Regions from separate parts of the Homo sapiens genome. Here region 2 is linked to region 1. Evidence: chromatin loops called from intact Hi-C (ENCODE). Cell type or tissue: heart left ventricle. All regions are shown on one strand. Each heading gives the region's core, and the rest is flanking DNA. Links, peaks and the distances in the headings are about the cores only.

Evidence for each region. Hi-C counts contacts between places; a loop is a spot of excess contacts. Peaks named below come from ENCODE experiments on the same cell type or tissue, not always from the same donor. Only the 100,000 strongest peaks of a DNase experiment are listed, where the experiment ranks them.
Region 2: it touches region 1 in a loop (2.4-fold over the local background); 2 of 110 quality-filtered maps call a loop at or near these places.

The regions. Positions count from the first base shown.
Region 1 is chr9:116,080,338-116,090,780 of GRCh38, forward strand. No RefSeq gene overlaps it. Among named protein-coding and RNA genes, the nearest start is that of PAPPA, 68 kb to the right of the region's middle. In heart left ventricle, for the core only: no CTCF peak of the experiment used is centred there; no DNase peak of the experiment used is centred there; H3K27ac peaks cover 1,163 bases.
Region 2 is chr9:115,919,859-115,930,301 of GRCh38, forward strand. It overlaps LINC00474 (long intergenic non-protein coding RNA 474), which reads right to left and starts at 5,349. Exons shown (of 3, transcript NR_024032.2): 1 at 5,165-5,349. In heart left ventricle, for the core only: no CTCF peak of the experiment used is centred there; no DNase peak of the experiment used is centred there; H3K27ac peaks cover 760 bases.

The sequences.
Region 1 (10,443 bases), core at 1,071-9,070:
CTTTAAAATACTTACAGAAGCACCTGCTTTTTAAGGGCCTAGTATAGAACTGGCACATAGTGGGTGCTTAATAATGTCTTTTGATTGCTACTCCCTTTTAGAACCTAACACAGTTCCCTGGATGTGCTAGACACTCACTAGAATTTTCTGAATGAATGAATGAATGAATGAATGAATAGGAAAACACAGCCATTGTCAGGCTAAACACAGATCCTTTTTTGAAAAACTCCAGGGAACTTCCAGAGAGTTATAATCTCAGTTCGAATGCCCCCATTGTGAAGTTTGAGTGGTTGTTTGGTGCCAGGTGGTCTCTTGACAGTTGTCTGGGGTGGAGCTGGGACCAGGCTGAGGCACCTCAGAAGGCCTTCAGTCCCGGGTTGCAAGGCCCTGAGGCTGTCCTTGTGGTCATGAGAGGGAGTGCCTCACTTGCCCTACGGCCCCATCCCAGCCCGCCTGAGGTTTGTTGCTGGCCTCTGCCTTTTTTTGTTAGGCAGCATAACAAAACACCACTGACTAGGTGGCTTGAACACTGGAAATTTATTTTCTCACAAATCAGGAGGCTAAAAATCCAAGATCACAGCGTGTGGGAACTTGTTCCCCTTCTCTCTGTGTCTTCACATGGTCATTCCTCGGTTTTCATGCTATCTGTGCCCTCATCTCCTCTTCTTATAAAAACACCAGTCACGTAGAATTAGAAACCTCCAACAATTTACTTTAGTGACCTCATTAAAGGCCATATCTCCAAATATATGGCCCCATTCTGAAGTACTGGGATGGGGAGAGTGTAGGACTTCAATACATAAATTTGGGGGTGAGGGATCAAATTCAGGGCATAACAGTGCCCTCCCCCGCCCCACCAAGCACCATAGCTAACAACTTGTTTTGATCTCTTTGAGATGGTTTCTACCTTGGGACATTTGCAGTTGTAATAAAACCATTAGCAGTGTCCATAAAAAGCCAGTTAATGCAGACTTTTATGCAACTCAATAGTACTTGCCCCCACAAGAGATAACAAAATCCCTCTTCTTGTCATCCACCCTTCTACCAGGCCATCACCCATCTGCACGTCTATATCCTACCTACAGCATCAGGCAAAGAAAATTTAGTATGAGCTAGACATCTCTGATTATGATATATGATTATTTGTGATGCAAACAGACAAGAAAAGGGGAGAAAGGCCCAGAATCATTTATGTTGCCCATAAAACACAGTTACAGACACTACCTAGGTTTAAGTGCCCATAAATTCCTGTAAAAATGACTTATATTATAATGACTCCAGAAATAACTAACTGAAGGATGACCAAATATTTAATTCACTGGTGGAGGTTGTCTGTGGATTGTGGAAGGTTGGAAGAGAAAGAACTCTTTACTGAGATCATATTCAATTTAGATAACTACTAACTATGTTAAAAATCAAACCAAAAAAAGAAAACCCTGCTTTTTTTAAAAGTATAAGAACAGAATAGGGAACATTGTGAAGTTGAAGATTTATAGCTCTATGCAGTTCAGAATATTCCAGAAACGTGTTGGCATGCTTTCTTAGGACATGCATTATAACTCCAGTTGCTCAAGTAGTTCCTGGAATCTCCCCTGTCTTTCCTAGCACTGGAATCACCGCCTCAGTGCTGTTGAGCCTGCCACATTTTGGCAGGAAGGATGGAATGAATTAGGAGGAGAGTAAATACAGTTTGAGATGAGAAGAATGGCAAAAAGCAGGACATATTTGTTGGGTCAAGAAGCTATGCCCTTGGAAGGATCAAATCATGCAGGCTCCTTATCTTACAACTTTGTTTTGAAAATCTTTAGGTTGCTGTGCTACTCTGAGCAATTTTCTAAAATGTATTCTATTTTACTTTATGTTTTACCAGTCCTTTCTTAAGTTGTGTTTAAAACTGTCTACTGACTTCATATATTTCAGATTATAAAGTTAATTTTCAGACTTTCTGTTCTTTTTAGAAAATTTATTTTGCTTTTATAGTAGTTTTTCATAATTATTTCTATCTCTATTTCTTGGAACGTATAAATCTTACATATGAGCATATATGTTTATATAATGTATATAAATATAATAAGTATTATATAATGTAGCATATACTAATGTGTACATTATAAATGTATATGTATTTAATTTAAACGGTTTTGTTATCTCATATACTTGGGGTTGTTACCTATTCTGTTTGCTGTCCTTTATAGTGGGTTATTTCCACACGTGATTTTTAATATTCTTGTTGACCTCATTCTATATGAAGGTTTTGTGTGTGTGTCCAGGCAGGGGGAAAATTCTAACAGTGGAGCTCTGAGTATAGGGGCCAAGTCTAGTTCTGCTCAAAATTTCCAGCAATTATTTAGAGAAGGATAATTAATATCACTTACCTGTTCTGAAATGAAGATTGTATAGCAAGCATAGTTAATACCCTAGACTAGAGTCAGGGTCCCAGAAGATTCAATGGGTCAAGTTTAACCAGACATGGGAAAATCGGATACCATGCTCCAGTGATGAAAAGCCACCTACCATTTACTGAACTGGCCAACTTCCTTTCTCCCCTTGGCATTTGGCACATAGTTACCTTCATGGTCTACCTCTTCACTTTTTAAAAATAAATAGGTCAGACAGTACAAGAACGGATTTCCTGCATTCATAAAATGAAGTTAGCCCTTCGCGTTAACATGGTTAACTGTTGCTAGTTCTTCAGGTCTAATTCTCAATGTCATTTCTTCTGGACAGTCTTCCCTCTTCACTTTCCTCAAGACTGGAATGAATATCCTTCCTCTATGTCCCCATGGTATCCTACACTTTCCTCCATCATGGAGTTCATTACGGCACTGATGCTTTCTATCTCTCCCGCGATTCAGTAAAATTCTTAAGGACAAAGATTACATGTTTAAAATAATGCTTTTTAAAATAGCCATAGTATCGGACACTCACTATATGCCAGAAAGCTGCAATAAGGTTTTCACATATATTTTATCTTTCATAACCTACAACAAACTTACAAAGTCACACATTTTTATCTCTGCATTAAAAATGGTGAAAAGGAGGCTCAGAAGTCAAGAAACTTTCTCAAGATGATTCAGTTGATAACTGGCAGAGCTGGGATCCAAATCAAGATCTGTCTCCAAAACTTGTATTCTTAATAATGTTATATATGTGTGTATATATATATATATATATAGCCAAATAATATCTATTCCCCCACTGCCTCTAGCATGGTATAAAATGCATATTTAGTGAATCAAATCATGTGAGCTTTTGGGTGCTGAAATTTAAAAGAAAAAAAAGAAAAAGAAAAAAAAACCTTTCTAAATGGAAGGGAGAAAGGGGGAAATACAATGTTCTGATTATATATTGCCGCATGTGAAACTACCCTCAAGTCTTAAAAAACAGCACTTCTACTACAGCTCATAATTTTGTAGGTCAGAAATTTGAGCAGTTTGGCTAGGCAACTCCTCAACTCCATCTAGCCCCACCTGGGGTCACTCAGTGGTATTCAGCTGATGGCTGGGCTGGTCTGGAGGACACCTTGGTGGGGAAGTCTGAAAGATTGGGTTCATTCAGATCCCTTCTTTCTCTTTCCATTAAGTCTCAAGGTGCTTCTGTGTGGTCTCTCCTGCAGGATAATCATATTTTCTACTTGGCAGTTGCAGACTCAAGGTGAAATCTATCAGAGTTCTTCAAGGCTGGACTTGGAATGGGCACAGCATCACTTGTTTCTAGGGGAGGAAAATGGACATGCATCTCAGATGAAAGAATGTCAAAGAATTTGTAGCTATCTTTATTTTACTACCTACGGTGAATTAAATGACAAAGGAGAGCTGTGCAGTAAGAAGAGACCTTTGAATTGAGGATCCGCAGGGCTTCTCTCTGGGCTATATCAGGTCCCTCATTATATTTTCTCACAGCCCTCTGATCTTCTACAGTCTTCATCACCGGGTGTGTAATATGTTCCATTTGACATTACTTGATTAGAGTCTGTTTTCTTCTCTGGACTGTTGGCTCCAAGAGGGCAGGGAACATTTCCATTCTGTATGCCACTGTACACTCAGCAGTCAGCACAGAGACTGACACACAAAGGGAACTTAAAACACAGTTGTTGGGTGGGTGGATAGATGGGAAGAGGGATGCATGAATCGTTCTTCTAGCCACTGAACTGGATGGCTATGCTTCAATTCATTCTTTGTCAAAAAATGATCTTTGAGGTTTCTCTTAGCCCTGACATTCTGTAGTTCACCACCTGAGGCATATACAATGACTGGAAGGAAAGCATGAGCCAATGATGGGATAAGGCTGCCAAGAAAGCTAATGGGATCTCAGGCTCTTATGAATGAGATTGCTGAGTCCAGGACAGTGTCTGCTGCACAGTGTTCTGGCCTCTAACTGGAAACCACCTCTGCTTCTGGGCACAGTACTTTTAGAAAGATAATGACAAAGTATAAGCTGTCCAGAAGTCACTATACTGGTAGGTGAAGGGCCTAGATGTCGTAGAGAAGTTGAAAGCCTCAGGATTATTTTTCCATAGAAGAAAAGTCCTAAGGCTCATCACAAATGTATTCAAATGTTCAAGTGGTAGCCTCAAGGCAGAAGCTGACTTCCTCTGTGTAAACCCCAGACTGCAGAACTATGACTGATGAATGAAAGTTATATGAGGAGAAATTTTGGTTCAACAGAAAAAAATTTATAAGCAAGAAGTTGCTTGATAAATACTGTAAGGTTTAAAGGAGGCATGCATCCTCAAACACCAGAAGTATTCAAGAAAATAGTCTCAGTGCCTAAATACACAGGCTAAAGAGAATCAAAACACAACTAATGATTGGAAAAGATGGCCCATGCTGCTAAAGTACAAAGCTAGGTGGTATTTGTGGATTTGAGGCCAGAGGACCAGGGTTCCAACTACATCTCTACCACTTTGACATGATGTTAGGCACATGACTTTGTCTCTTAAATAAGAGACTCCTGAGAATTAAATAGAATCATGCATATAACTACCTAGTATATCAAGTAGGAACAGAGTAGACTTGTAATGAATGGTAGGTTTTTTTGTTTTGTTTTGTTTTGTTTTGAGACAGAGTCTCACTCTGTCACCCAAGCTGGAGTGCAGTGGCATGATCTCAGCTCACTTCAAGCTCCACCTCCCAGGTTCACGCCATTCTCCTGCCTCAGCCTCCTGAGTAGCTGGGACTACAGGTGCCCGCCACCACGCCTGGCTATTTTTTTTTTTGTATTTTTAATAGAGATGGGGTTTCACTGTGTTGGCCAGGATGGTCTCTGTCTCCTGACCTTGTGATCAGCCCACCTTGGCCTCCCAAAGTGTGGGATTGCAGGCGTGAGCCACTGTGCCTGGCCAATAAATGGTAGTTTAAAAAAATTATTTCTGTTAGTATTATTACATGAAAGGAAAAAGAAAGGAGAAAGAAAGCATTTCCCAACATCTGCTTTAAGCCAAACCATATATATATATATGTTTATGGTTTGGCTTATATACATATATAAACTTCTTTTCCTATTTACAAATTCTCCATTTGCAAATGAGAAAACTGGGACTCAGGGAACAGAAACAGTTCACCCAAAGACACACATATAGGAAGCGGTAGAGAAAAAATTCAAACCCTGATATTCTAACCACAGAGTCCAATTTCTTAATAAATCAGTCTGTATAGCACTCTACAAGTATGCCTTCTTATCCTAATAACATCATTTTCATTAAATGTTACACAAGCATTTGTCCTGTTTTCTCCACTAAGCCAGAACCTTTGTAGGACAAGGACTTTTTCCATATTTTGTTTGTATTCTGTGTCTCTAAGTAAGTCCTTAAATGCCTGAAGGGTCTTAATATTTCTCACAAACTGTAATTTTGCTGCAAATTTCTTTCTAGAGAAGATAATTCCTTATAATATTTATTTGGGGCTGTTGGTTATTAGGCATTGAAAGCATATTCTCCAAACCATAACTATTTTAATATTTTGAGGGTCATTCTCACTCTGTCAACCCAATCTGAGTATGCAGATATACCTCCCTCCAAGTTGATCTGTCTGTGCTGCCAATTCAAAGCCTGAGCAATTAAAGGTAATTTAAGGGATGCCAGCTTGCCTATTGCTAATCATGTGAATTTGGGCAAGTTATTTAACAGCCATAAACTCCAGTTATCTTATTTGTAAAGTATTTATTATAAGCTGTCTCGTAATAATTTTATGAAGATTAAATGAGATAACACAAGAGAGGTAAAACTGTGCTTTGCAAATTTTTTTATTTTCCTTCTGGGCACATAAGTAGTTTTTATTGCCCAGGCTCTTTATATCTAAGTAAGGGCATTGGTACCTAAATCTAGCCAAAAGAATGGGGCAGTTGTGACATAGGCCATTTCTTCCCCTGGACCTCAGAACTTTCTACCCACTAATCCTTCCCTAGTTATCAGTTAGATGTTTAAAAAAAATCCAGGGAAGGACTCTAAGGTCCTGGAAGAGGTCTGAGATGAAAGATGTCACTCAGATAGAGAAAAGCTGCTCCAGCCATATTGGACTGTGATCACTGTACATAAATGTTTTTTTGGGGATTGTTTACTACAGCAACTAGTATTTCTTGCCCCCTGGCTTACACAACTAATAAATAAATGCACCTAGCATGGTATCTGCCACATAATACTTTATCATTGTTTGCACCCTTATTTTTCCTCTCATAATTTCTTTATTTTTGGCATCTTGTGCCAAAATAAGAACAGTTTCAAATAGCAATACTATTACAATTTATAAAGCTTCTCATCTCTATACACAAATATATATATTTATTTGAATCATGCAACTTCCTAGAACTGGCATGAATTTATTGCCTTCATCTGCAATTAAAGAGACTCAGTTAAATTATAGGGAGAGGAAAATTTACTTTGTATGAATATTATCTGTGGGCCTGATCAACAAATAAGTGCTTAATTTAGTGTCTCATATCTGGCAATACAGGTAGCTAATGACTATTAAAATACTTCATGTGAGTACACTGGTACTCAGAGCACAGCCCAAGGCTGTATACCTAGTAAGTGATAAAAATAGAAATTTAACTTGAGCCAATGTGTCTCTAAAACCTGTGCCCTTTTGAATACACAGGCAGTCATGAGACTGCCACGATTACACAAGCAGGCTGCCACTGAGCTCATAGAAGACTACAAAAGTGTTGACTCCTAGCCCAGTTCCCCTTTCACTACCTCACATTGCCTTCCTCTGGAGACAAATGATTATCCCCTTGTAATTGGTTTCTCAGTTATCAGGAGGAAGATAAGACTCTTTTCCATCTGCATCACTTCTCAATGACAACATTGTTGCATAGCAGTTTTTGAATGAATTAATCAGATTTTAAATATTTAGAATTTACTGTGGTTGCCCCTTTATGAAATCAAATAAGCCAAAAGAAATATGCTTCTGACTTTGTGCATATCAAGAAATAAATATATCTTCTGCAAGGGAAAATATGGGTGCCTTTTGCCATTGAGCAACACAGCAACAGATGGAACTCAGCGTGAGGCACAGAAATCCATGGGTGTTTCCTGGTGGAGATGTCATTTGCCAGAAGAAAGCTGAATCGTGAGGCTGTTTTATAGCAATGAAAATAAACAACTTTATTCAAACATAATTAATCTTCCCCAAAATATTCTTCCTTCCTTGGTGTTTTTGTTCTCACCAGTGTTTGAGGAATCTCTCCCTAGGTTTGAGTCACCAAACACCTATTTTGATTTTTTTAATGTTTTATGTTTAGATACAGACGTGTCATTACCCACTGAGAGCTTAGTCATCCTTTCTCAGGGTCACATCAGTGCCTCCACCCATCCACAAGTCTAGCTTTCCAGTTTCAATTACCCCTACATCTTTATGTCCACCTTCAACTACAGCTCACCCAGTTGTAAACTGATCCCTATGTATGGCTTGCAGCATTTCATCTTTGTATCTGTGTCTCTGTTCCCTCCTTTCTGTTTTTCTTGCCTTTATATCCCTCTACAAAAATCCTCCCATCTTCCCTTTCTGTTTCTTTTTTAAAAAAAAAAAATTAATTGTTTGTTTTTTGTATAATAACTCATTACCAGAAAATTGCTATAAGTACTCATTTACCTGAGTTTTTCCAATTCCATTAGTTTTTCACATAGAAAAAAAAATACGTTTCTAAGATTGGTTGAAAGCCAGGAGGCAAAAAAAAAAAAAAAAAAAAAAAAAAGGAAACCAATATATTTGGAGTGCTTGGTCTGTGCTCAGTGTTGCGCCATGCACTTCACAGAAATTACTTTGTTGAATGCCCGCAATGACCTTGCAAAGTAGACTGACATGCTTCTTTTCTATTTAACAATTAAGAAACATTGGGCTCAAAGTGTTTAAGGAATTTCCCAAAAATTATCCAGCCATAAAATAAGTGGTAGAGTGTACGATGCAGAGTACAATCTCTTTCACTTTTAACTCCCTTACAATTCCCAGAACACTGCTATATTCAGCTTTTTTCACTGAGTAAACCAAAAGTATAAATACTGAAAGGATTGTCAAAGAAAAAAGAAACATCCATATTTAACCTTTCTATATGAACCACATTATCCATCCTTGGTTTCATGGAGACTTGGATTCTACACTGTGCCTGCATGACATATCAGAGCCTGTTTGACAAGCCAACCATACCATCAACTTCCTCATTGCCTTCCCTGATTTGAACCACAAAACTGGAGAGCTTCATTAATCCAATGTTGCATAGAAGACTTTGAAGAGATTCTTGCTCTGTCTTTTAATTTGGAGTCTGTACTTGAAAATTCAAGTACATTTTCAGCACTCCATACTCAAAAGGAAAAAAGACAAGAAAGAGGAGAAAAAGAAAGATATGGAGAAGAAAAAGGGTACACTCTTACTAATTTTCCTATAAAGCACTGTCCCATTCTGTTTCTTCTTACCTTAAGTGTTTTTTCATTAATAGTGTGAAGGTGACCTCCTTTGGGAAGAGGGAATATTTTTCTAAAGAAAAAAGTGTTTCATGTGCACATTAAGTTCCCAATAAATAGATGTGTGGCTTTTAAATGATTACTTTGTCCCATAGCTCTATATGAGAGTGGTGTTGAAATTCTCCCTGAAAATTTCTATATTTTGTCAAGGACCTTTATTTTCTCAAAGATTTAAAAATCTGGGCCTGGCTCATGCCTATAAATCCCAGAACTTAGGATGGCTGAGGTGGGGGAATTTCTTAAGCCCAAATGTTCAAGACCAGCCTGGGGAACATAATGAGACACCATCTCTACAAAAATAAAAATAAAAATAAAAATTTAATTATCCAGGTGTGTTGACACACACCTGTAGTCTCAGTTACTCTGGAGGCTGAAGTGGGAGGATTGCTTGAGCTGGGGAAGTTAAGGCTACAGTGAGCCATGATTGCACCACTGCACTCCAGCCTAAGCAACAAAGCAAAACCCTGTGTCAAAAAAAATTAAAAATGAAAAAAATTAAAATCTGATTAAATCCATCAAGTACATTTAAATTAATGTAAATGGAACTCAACTTCATATAAGATGAGATTAAAACCAATTCATTACCTTGAAAATTGGTGAATAAAGGGAAAGACTCAAGCATTTATCCTGCCCTTCCTATAGCAACTGTACCACTGGTTAACTAAATAGTAGGTAATGGAATGTGATTTTTATAAAAATATCCCAGTAGATAAATGCAAAAAATAAAATAAAATTAGACTATTTTGAACTCCCTCTCCCCAGTGAATTGATAGATCCAATTACTAATCATCAACAGCTCTGAACATCACAAGAAAAACCAGCAGTCATAATGCAGTTGTTGATGGAAGAACTCATCACCACTTCCAATGTTACCAAAGGGATTGAACTGAGTCTCATCAGGTCTTGGATCCAGCTGCCACTTTGCAAGAAATAGGACAGGGGAACATGTTGTCCTGTGCTATAAATGTGCAACAAACACAATCCAGACTGTGGGAGACTTCCCAGATGCCCTCAGTACTCTTGCAGATGAAGAGTAAGGAAAAGTGAGGGTTAGAGGGTGAACCTATAGATTAATAGACTCAACATTAAAAAAAATAATGAGCAAGCCTAAATCATGGTGTCTAGAGATGGATACTTAGGTAACAAATCTATAAAGAAACAGAAGGTGATATGGCTTGGCTTTGTGTTCCCAACCAAATCTCACCCTGAATTGTAATAATCCCCAAGTGTTGTGGGAGGGAGCCAGTGGGAGGCAAGTGAATCATAGGATTGGGTTTTTCCCATGCTGCTCTTGTGATAGTGAATAAGTCTCATGAGATCTAATGGTTTTATAAAAAGGCAGTTTCCCTAACAAGCTCTTGCCTGCCGCCATGTAAGATGTGACTTTGCTCTTTCTTCACCTTCCTCCATAATTGTGAGGCTTCCCCAGACATGTGGAACTGTGACTCCATTAAACCTCTTTCCTTTATAAATTATCCAGTCTCAGA
Region 2 (10,443 bases), core at 1,277-9,276, 160 kb before region 1:
CAAAAACTGGAAACATTCCCTTTGAAAATTGGCACAAGACAGGGATGCCCTCTCTCACCACTCCTATTCAACATAGTGTTGGAAGTTCTGGCCAGGGCAATTAGGCAGGAGAAGGAAATAAAGGGTATTCAATTAGGAAAAGAGGAAGTCAAATTGTCCCTGTTTGCAGACGACATGATTGTATATCTAGAAAATCCCATTGTCTCAGCCCAAAATCTCCTTAAGCTGATAAGCAACTTCAGCAAAGTCTCAGGATACAAAGTCAATGTGCAAAAATCACAAGCATTCTTATACACCAATAACAGACAAACAGAGAGCCAAATCATGAGTGAACTCCCATTCACAATTGCTTCAAAGGGGATAAAATACTTAGGAATCCAACTTACAAGGGACGTGAAGGACCTCTTCAAGGAGAACTACAAACCACTGCTCAATGAAATAAAAGAGGATACAAACAAATGGAAGAACATTCCATGCTCATGGGTAGGAAGAATCAATATCGTGAAAATGGCCATACTGCCCAAGGTAATTTATAGATTCAATGTCATCCCCATCAAGCTACCAATGACTTTCTTCACAGAGTTGGAAAAAACTACTTTAAAGTTCACATGGAACCAAAAAAGAGCCTGCATCGCCAAGTCAATCCTAAGCCAAAAGAACAAAGCTGGAGGCCTCATGCTACCTGACTTCAAACTATACTACAAGGCTACAGTAACCAAAACAGCATGGTACTGGTACCAAAACAGAGATATAGATCAATGGAATAGAACAGAGCCCTCAGAAATAATGCCGCATATCTACAGCTATCTGATCTTTGACAAACCTGAGAAAAACAAACAATGGGGAAAAGGATTCCCTATTTAATAAATGAATCTGTGAAGAATTTGAAAAAGCATGTGGAATGTAGTCCATAACCATAGACTATAGTCCAAAGTATTTAAAGACATTTAATCTACTAGGAGTGATAATATTCCAATAAATCTATATCTGTTTTATAAAAAACCATTACATATTAGATAACATGCTAGCCTCCAAGGCAGCACAAAGGTAAAAATACATGGTTCTTCTCCTCAAAAAGTTTCATTAGCGTTAGGTAAGAATAATTAATTTCTGCCTTCACTCATTTACCTATTTGACCTATTTGTTGCATCAATTAATTCATTCCTTTATGCATTTAATAAATATTTACAAAATAGCTGCTAAGTGAAATGTGCTATCATGATGGCAGGAAAATATATGGTGAGTACCTACAGAAAATACCAATATCACCAACATCATACTATGGGAGGGTTGACACCTTAGCTTGCATACATTTTTCAATATCTAAGTCTTGAATAACTAAAATGCTTCCTATGGCAATGAAATGCAGTCATCTTAAGGTAGTAATCACTGTTAATATATGTGTAATTGGATAACCCTAATTCACTTTAGCTTGAAAAATCTGTGGCAGGGAATTGGTGGTAAGAGTTTTCTTTGGTTTGGCTGATTCAAATGAACCATTTTTGAATTTGGAGAATTTCGTAATCACTAGCCTGACTGGCCCACACTAGCAGTTTTCTGGATTTCTAGGAAAATCTCTGGTATGCGTCATAGTGAAGAAGTGTTCCAACAAAAAAAGGGGATAAATGAAGAACCATAATCATTTAGAAAGAATTCACCGAGAAATAGAGGTCTGCGTGGTGTAACTAAGAATTGCACAATGCTGTTGCAGGGCATGCGGGATGCATGACAGGTGGGGCTACCTGCTCTTCCCCCTCGCCCTCCCGAGGCATCACGGTGAATCAATCTGAGTTCTCATTTCTTTAGAGCACAGTTGGATCACAGACTGAAAACAGACTACAGACATCCACTACCAGTTAATTAGAATTGGCATAAAAGATGTTATCTAGTTTCCATTCCTACTGCTGCCATTTGGATTTAAGAGTGTGGAGATTGGCCAGGCATGGTGGCTCATGCCTGTAATCCCAGCACTTTAGGAGGCCGAGGTGGGTGGACCACCTGAGGTCAGGAGTTCAAGACCAGCCTGACCACAATGGTGAAACCCCGTCTCTACTAAACACAAAAAATTAGCCAAGCCTGGTGGCAAGCACCTGTATTCCCAGCTACTTGGGAAGCTGAGGCAGGAGAATCGCTTGAACCCGGGAGATGGAGGTTCCAGTGAGCCAAGACCACGCCATTGCACTCCAGCCTGGGCAACAAGAGTAAAATTCCGTCTTAAAAAAAAAAAAAAAAAAAAAAAAACAACAACAACAACAAAGTGTGGAGATTTTGAATTTAGGTCCAGTTCTACCAACCGGATATTTCCAGATATTTTCAACTGACTTAGTTTCTCTTGATATCAGCTCATTAGTCTTTCTAGTAGATTACCTATCTAACTAATGCCCCTGTGTGTTTATGAAGATCAGGGCAGAAAATAGGTGATTCAGCATTGAGGAAAGAAAGCGGGCAAAGGCTAACCTGCTCATGAATAACAGGGCTTTGTTTGACATGGTCCCTGACTTCCTCACTTCTGTGCCTTCTCTCCACTGGATGCCCCTGCCCACCTGCAATCTACCTTTTGGCCATTTTGAACTACTATCATTTTCCTGAACTTCTATTATTTTCCTTTCACTTTATCACTTAAATGCTATAAAAAATGCTGTTTTCTTTGTCCAAATAAACATCTCCCTATTCTCACCTCTTTCTTCACCCCTTGCCAAATTCAGGACTACTTATCACTTGACTACACAATGTACTGAAATTCATTCTTTAGCTTTCATGTCCCGTCCTCTGACGTTCTCGTTGGTGGCATCAGTCTGGGTCATACCACACATACCACATCCTTCCACCACTCCCTGTAGTACCCTTATCTCAGCAAGAGCCTTTAACTGTATCTCTTTTGTAATACACATTTTATGTAATAAAATTACATGTTAGATTTTATAGAGCAAAGAATAATTTAAAAGAAACTCATAAAAAACAATGAAGGTTTGGTTATACATTTATCCCATTACCATTTACTAAGTCACTTCTGTATGCCATGAAATGGAAAAATTAGGAAGAAAATAGCACCACCTCTCCCATCAAAGTGTTCACAGCCTAGTTAATAGAGACAGACTCAAAATATTTGACTTTAAAATAATGAGGAATTGGGTACTAATCATTTGTTCATATTAATGGGATACCTACAGACTTCATCTTTTCAGGCTGCTATGACAAAATATTAATAGCTTAAACTGGATAATTAATAATCAACAGATTTTGCTGCTTATATTTATGGAGGCTGGGAAGTCCAAGGTCAAGGCACTAGCAGATTCAGTGTCTGATGAGGGCCTGTTCCTCTTAGATGGCACTTTCTGTATCCTCACATGGTGGAAGGGGCAAGATACCTTTCTTGAACCTTTTTTATAAGGGCACTAATCCCATTCATGAGGGCAGAGCCCTAAGGACTTAATAACTTCCCAAAAGGCCTCACCTCCTAATGCTATTGTATCATGTTGGATTCTAACATGAATTTTGCAGTTTGGGGGAGTCACAAACATTCAGACCATAGCAACTACTATATGCCTGGCACTGTTCTAGGCAGTGGGGTGTACAGGTAAGCAAAGCCAAGCCTCACACTCAGTGAGCTTCTATTACAGATCTTTCAGTGAGGGAAATCTGAAAAGCCATGAAGTTTACAGGAGGAAAAGCCTTATTCTGCCTATGGTGGGAGTTTAGATCTGGCTTTTATGAGGATATGACATGTTCACTGCGCCCAGTAGAGCAAATGCAGTACTAACTCTTAAGGGTGAAGGAATGTTCATTTAACTATGGAGCATCTAATGCATGATGAATGTGGTTGTAGGAGCAGAGTTCCTGTCATGAAGTAGGTATTTGATAAATGTATCATATTTGGATCAATAACCCAAATCCAAAAATGAGTACTCATTTGAGGGTCCCTTCCCTCAAGGATCATGCAGTCCAGTGGAGAAGTTCATTCACTCTCATTCACTTATAACATTATGGTGCATGAAAAGAGAAGCCAAGAGTGGAAAGAATGGAAACTCTAAAACTCATACATTCCTCTCCTATCACCATCCTCCCAAACATCCGCTAGTCCCTCTGTTTCCTCCTCTGAAAACTTATACTGTTCTTGGGAGTTCTGAGTTGTCTGGTGTATCTGTTTCTTTTGCTGGGTGCTTCACCTTGGCTTCCTCCCAAATGCCTCCAGCAACTGTTTATTTTTATAAATGTTGTATACACAGGGCAGAAGATAGAGAAAGGGGTGAGCCAGAGTCATTTACGAAAGCACTTTGGCATTCTGCTCTGGAAATCATTTCCGCAGGAGGCTGCCCTGGACAGAGTGCACTTACTCTCAGACCTCCCATCCCCACTTCCAAGCAGAAGTCAATGCAATTTTTATTTACAGTCAGAAGCTCCATGAAATTCTGAGCCAAAAGGCTTCTTTCCTGAAAAGCTGGTAGTGGCCTCCAACATTCAGCTATCACCTTTAACAGGAACTCTTTGTTGTTTGCACCAAACAAATAACCAGACACCTGGGTCAGAAGCAGAATTAAGGACCTAATTCGTCTCCATCCATGGACATTTAATGGACACCTACTCGTGCAAATACTATCACAGCCACTGAGAACACAAGACATAGGATCCTAAAAGAGCAGGAAGAGGCTACTTTTATTGATGACATATCATATATTGTCATGATTTACATACATAAAAAAGATACTATCATTCTGCTTTACAGATTGGGGAAAGGAGGAAAGAAGGAAGGGGATGGAAGGGAAGGGGATGGAAGGGAAGGGAAGGTAAAGGAAGGGAAGGGAAGGGAAGGGAGTGGGAGAGGGAGAAATGGAAGGAGGGAGGAACAGAGGGAGGGAGGAACAGAGGGAGGGAGGATTTGAGGTTCTGTAACTTGTATAAAACCCATAGCTGATGAATAAGCTTTCTACTCATTTTCTCTTCATCACTCTTAAATCACAGTTTCACCTTCACTCTCCACCAAAATTGTTGTTATCAAGGTTATTATATATAAACCTAATTATTATAATGATTGACACCCACATTGCTAAACACAAAAGTCAAACATCAATTCTCATCTTGGTTTGCTGATTAGCAACATATAATACAGTTGACTGCCTCCTTGTCCTTAAAATGCTTTCTTCACTTGGCATCTGAGACATCTTACATGATCTGTTGATTTTCCTGGTGCTTCACCACCAGCACTTTCTCAGTCTCTTTAGCTGGCTTCTGCTTCTCAGCATCATCTTCTGCTATTGAAGTATCTCAGAACTCAGCCCTTGGACACCCTCTTTGCTTTATATACATTCACTCTCTTGGTGACCTCATTCCGTCTCATGCTTCATATCCCACCTGCATACCAATAGCTCAAATTTCCTCTATTCTGTACCACTTCTTTAAACTTCAGCTTGATATATACAACAGCATACTTGCTATCTCTCCTTGGGTGTCTCAAACTTATCATTTTCAAAATTGAAGTCCCCATTTTTCTCCATTAAACCTACTCCTCTGATGGACTCCCCAATTTCAGTTCATGGCAACTTCATCTTTCCCGTTGCTCGGAACAAAAAGCCTCTTTTGATTACACCCCACACCCAATCTGATGGCAAACTGGTTTGTGTTACCTCCCAAATACATCCTGGATCCAGCAATTTCTCATCATCTGCCCTGTGACCAGCCTGCTGCAACTCTCAGTCTTCTCTCACCCAGATTACTTCTTGGAGGCTCTTCCTTTGTATTTGCCCCATACAGCCTGGTCTTAACTCAGTCACCAGTGTGATCCTAATAAACCTGTTAGACTTGTGGTTCCGGAACTGACAGCTCTCCAAAGGCCTCTCGTTTTATTCAGAGTAAAATCCAAAGACCTTAAAACAACTGACAGGACCATACTCCCTGTTCCCTCCCTGAACTCACCACTTATACCCCACCCCCATCCCTGCCACTCTGCTCTGGCCACACTAGCCTGCCTGCTGTCCCCTCTGTCTGAAATTCTGTCCCCCAGAAACCTACACGGCTGATTTCCACATCTCCTTCAGGTCTTCACTCAGATGAGACTTTCTCAGCAAAGACGTACCTGACCCCTTTTCTTAAAATTAAAATCCTATCCCAACGTTTATTTTCTGTTTCCCTCTCGTGTTTTCTTTTTCTCCATAGCACTTACCTCCATCATGTATTCTATATATCTTATTTATTTTGTATATTTTATCTCATTTCCCATACTAGAAAGTAAGCTCCTACGGGCAACACTGGTCCTCTCCACTGATATATATGTAACTAATCTAATAATACATAAATAATAAATATTAATTGACAGCGAATAATTGTGAGACATATATCTCACAGCACTTTAGAGAAGCATATGTCATGAGTATGGGACCTTCAATTAATATTGATTAAGTAAATAAATCCACACAAGAAAGAAAAAGAGAGGCATCACTGAGGCTTGGCATAAGCAAGGAGGGCTTTGTGGAGAAGAAAATAAAAATAATTTTTGAGTACTTACTGCGTGCCAGATACTATGCTAAGTGTCTTAGAGCTATTATCTCATTAAACCCTCTTAATGACTCTGTGAAATAAGTTCATAAAATTATTGTGTCCATTTTACAGATTAGAAAACTGTTGTGTCAAAAGGCTAACTCACTTTCTCAAAATCAGTGCAACAATTTATATAAGAGGCCAGGAGCCAGACCTTTATCTCTCTGGTTGCCAACCATGGGGTACCATTTTAGAAATCTCTTTTAGATATGAAACTATCCTACTTGAATTAAAGAGAGAAAAAAAATCAGACAGTTACATTTGAAAAGAACAATTAAGTGTTTATTAATATATTTCTTTGTTTATTCAATAACTGTTATTATTAGTTCCTTATAGCAATTTATTATACTGTGTGCTGTACCCATAGGACGGAAAAATGAATGAAACATTGCCTGCTCACAGTGAGCTTACAATCTAGCGCAGCCTAGTTAGCGTAAAATTATCAGTATTTTAACAGCTTTGTGCTTTAAGAGCACAGAGGAGGGAGCAATTGATTTCCTTAGGGATGTAGTTATACAAAGAATATCTCAAAGACAGATGGCATCTAAACATAAGCCTACAGAATGGATTAAACCATTGCTAAATGCAGAAAGTGGTCTTCAGGCAGAGGCTGTAGCAAGAGTATGAGATCTACTCAAGGAAAAGAGCTTAGCAGGTAAAAACAAGGAGATGAAGATGCCTTAAGGGTGGTAGGAAGCCATTGCCACGTTTAATCTAGGTTGTGGGTTGGTCAGATCTGTGCTTCATTGAGGTCACTCTGACAGCCATCAGGGAAGATGGATGGCAAGGGATAAAAAGGGAGACAGGATGCTGGGTTAGGGGCCTTGTGACATCTGGGAGAAAATGGTGAAAACAGTTGATATGATTAGGCTTTGTGTCCCCACTCAAATCTCATCTTTAATTGTAGTCCCCATAATCCCCACATGTCAAGGGAGAGACCAGGTGGAGGTAATTGAATTACGGGGGCAGTTTCCCCCATGCTGTTTTCATGATAATGAGTGAGTTATCATGAGATCTGATGGTTTTATAAGTGTTTGATAGTTCTTCCTGCATTCATTCTCCTTCCTGCCACCTTTTGAGGAAGGTGCCTTGCTTTCCCTTTGCCTTCCGCTGACTGTAAGTTTCCTGAGGCCTTCTCAGCCATGCAGAACTGTGAGTCAATTAAACCTCTTTCCTTTATAAATGACCCAGTCTCAGCAGTTCTTTATAGCAGTGTGAAAACGGACTAATAGAAGTGCTAAGTCGGAAGAAGTGAGAATGATGACTCAGATATCCATGCTTAGAGAATTAATCAGTTATTCTCAAATTTGGATGTCCATTGAATGACCCAGGGAGCTTTAAACAACTCTGGGACCTCGCACACAGCCCAAACCAATTATATCAGAAATTTTGGGCATGGAGCAGAGTATCAATAGCTTGTAAGGCCCCACAGGTAATTCTAATGTGTAGCTAAGTTTGAGAATCACTGGTTTATGAATTACCGGGTCTGGATGACTAGTTGGCTATGACTGGGAAGGAAGGAGGACATAAAGATAGATTTTCTAGCTCACATGACCTGGGGAAACGCTATTGGTTTAAGGTCTTGTCTCTGGAATCAGAGTGGCTACAACAGGTGCTTGATGGTAGCCTTGGGCAAATGACATACTTCTTGCCTAGAAATAATAGTAAACTCACTGTATAGAATTACTGTGAGGATTAAATGAGATAATGCACATAAAACACATAGCATGGTGCCAGAAACATGAGTGCTCAAAATTTTTATTGTATAAATTAATTATGGTAGGCAAGAACAAGTCTATAGAAAAAAGTGTTTTTCAGATGAGTGATATTAAGTTTGGTTCTCAACATGTTGATTTTACAGTGTCTATAGGATATCTAGTAGTTGTTTGGAAATAATAATTGGTGTTCAAAAGGGAGTTCAATACTAGAGGTACAAAATTGGTGTAGTTCAGTGGTATTGTTTAAATCACATAAATATATCATTCAGGGAAAGGGTATAGTGAGATGAGAAGGTGAAAGACTAGTATATCAGTTAGTTCTAATTGTTCTAAGCCTCAGGTGTCTTTGCTGTAGAGTGAAGATAATAGTATCCTGTTTTACAGCATTTGTGTGGTAATTAAATGTGATGATGCAGGTAAAAAACATTAAAAATATGAGGCATCCAGAGTGCAAGAAGCGAGATGAGAAGAAAGGGAAACAATTTTCAGAAAAGTAGTTGTCAAGGAATAAGAGTTTGAGACTTGAGGGAATGATCTTTCATGTTAAATATACAAAATAAATAATTCTGGGACTTGGTGTTCCCTTTGGTCTTACGAACCCTTGAATTAAGGGGTATTTAGATAAGTATTAATTTATAGTCCAACTTTAAATATGAGCTTCCTAGCACAGAAAACAAAGAGGGAAATGCAATTAGTTACATGATTAAAATACTGCTTCCCATGAAGAAACAGTTATTTGCCTGTTTTGAAGCTGGAAATCAGTTTTGTTCCTAGGTCCTAATTGAAGGAAAAATGTGCAATATAATGGCGCATACCCTCTTCAATATCTCTAAAAAGCTTTTAAAAATGAGCTTTATGAGGCTGCTTCTCATAAAGTCTCTCTGTTTAACACTACCCCATAAATGCATATTTACTAGGGACCAAATGATAATATTGTTTAATAATACCATAATGATGAAATAAGCTACCATTTAGCGAGCATTTATTATGTGTCAAACACTGTGCAAAGTATCCTATTTACATTGTTCTGATGCATCACCAGAAGAGGAGAGAGGGCAAGTGTTATCCATGTTTTCCATATGGAAAATCTGAGGTTCCATGAGACTAAATGACTGCTCAAGCTTAAACCACCAGTAAGTAGTATGGCCAAGATTTAAAACCAAGTCTACTCACCTTCAGGGCCTGTGCTTTTGATACTGCTCTGCTCTAGCATTTAACCTACTGTTTTGTAAACATGGTTTTTTTGTCTGTTTGTTTGTTTGTTTGTTTGTTTTCTGAGAAGGAGTCTCACGCTGTCGCCCAGGCTGGAGTGCAGTGGTGTGATCTTGGCTCACTGCAACCTCTGCCTCCCGGGTTCAAGTAATTCTCCTGCCTCAGCCTCCCGAGTAGCTGGGATTACAGGCATGTGCCACCACGTCTGGCTAATTTTTTTTTTCTTTAGTAGAGATGGGGTTTCACCATGTTGGTCAGCTGATCTTCTCCTGGACCTCCTGACCTTAAGATCCACCCGCCTCGGCCTCCCAAAGTGCTGGGATTACAGGCTAGAGCCACCACGCCCGGCCTTGTAAACATTGTTTTTAATTAGAGTGGTTGAGGTGGAAATCTACTGATTTTATTGATAAGGAAAAAGAGGCTCTGAGAGGTCGGAAGTTCTAGGATCCTGTGACTTTTTTGACAGCGGGTACCATATGCTGAGCCCCTTCCAGCTGCCATTTTATTACATTCTGCCCTGTCGGATATAATGTTGGTTGACATGAACACAGAACATAGGTTCTTATATTCCAGCTTTGTTATGGACAGAGGACATTTTCAAAAAAGTATGGAAAATGCCAAGCAGATGATTTAGTCATAACTCCTGACCTCTATGCTATCAAAAAGAAAAAAAAAGATACTACTTTCTAGTTTTCTTTCTGAACAAAGTACTAGTTTTACTTTTTTTTTTTTTTTTTTTTTTTGAGACAGAGTCTCGCTTTGTTGCCAGGCTGGAGTGCAGTGGCACAATCTCTGCTCACTGCAACCTCTGCCTCCCGAGTTCAAGCGATTCTCCTGCCTTAGTTTCCCCAGAAGTTGGTACTACAGGCATGCGCCACCGCACCCAGCTAATTTTTGTATTTTTAGTAGAGATGGGTTTCAGCATGTTGGCCAGGATGGTCTTGATATCTTGACTTTATGATCCGCCAGCCTCGGCCTCCCA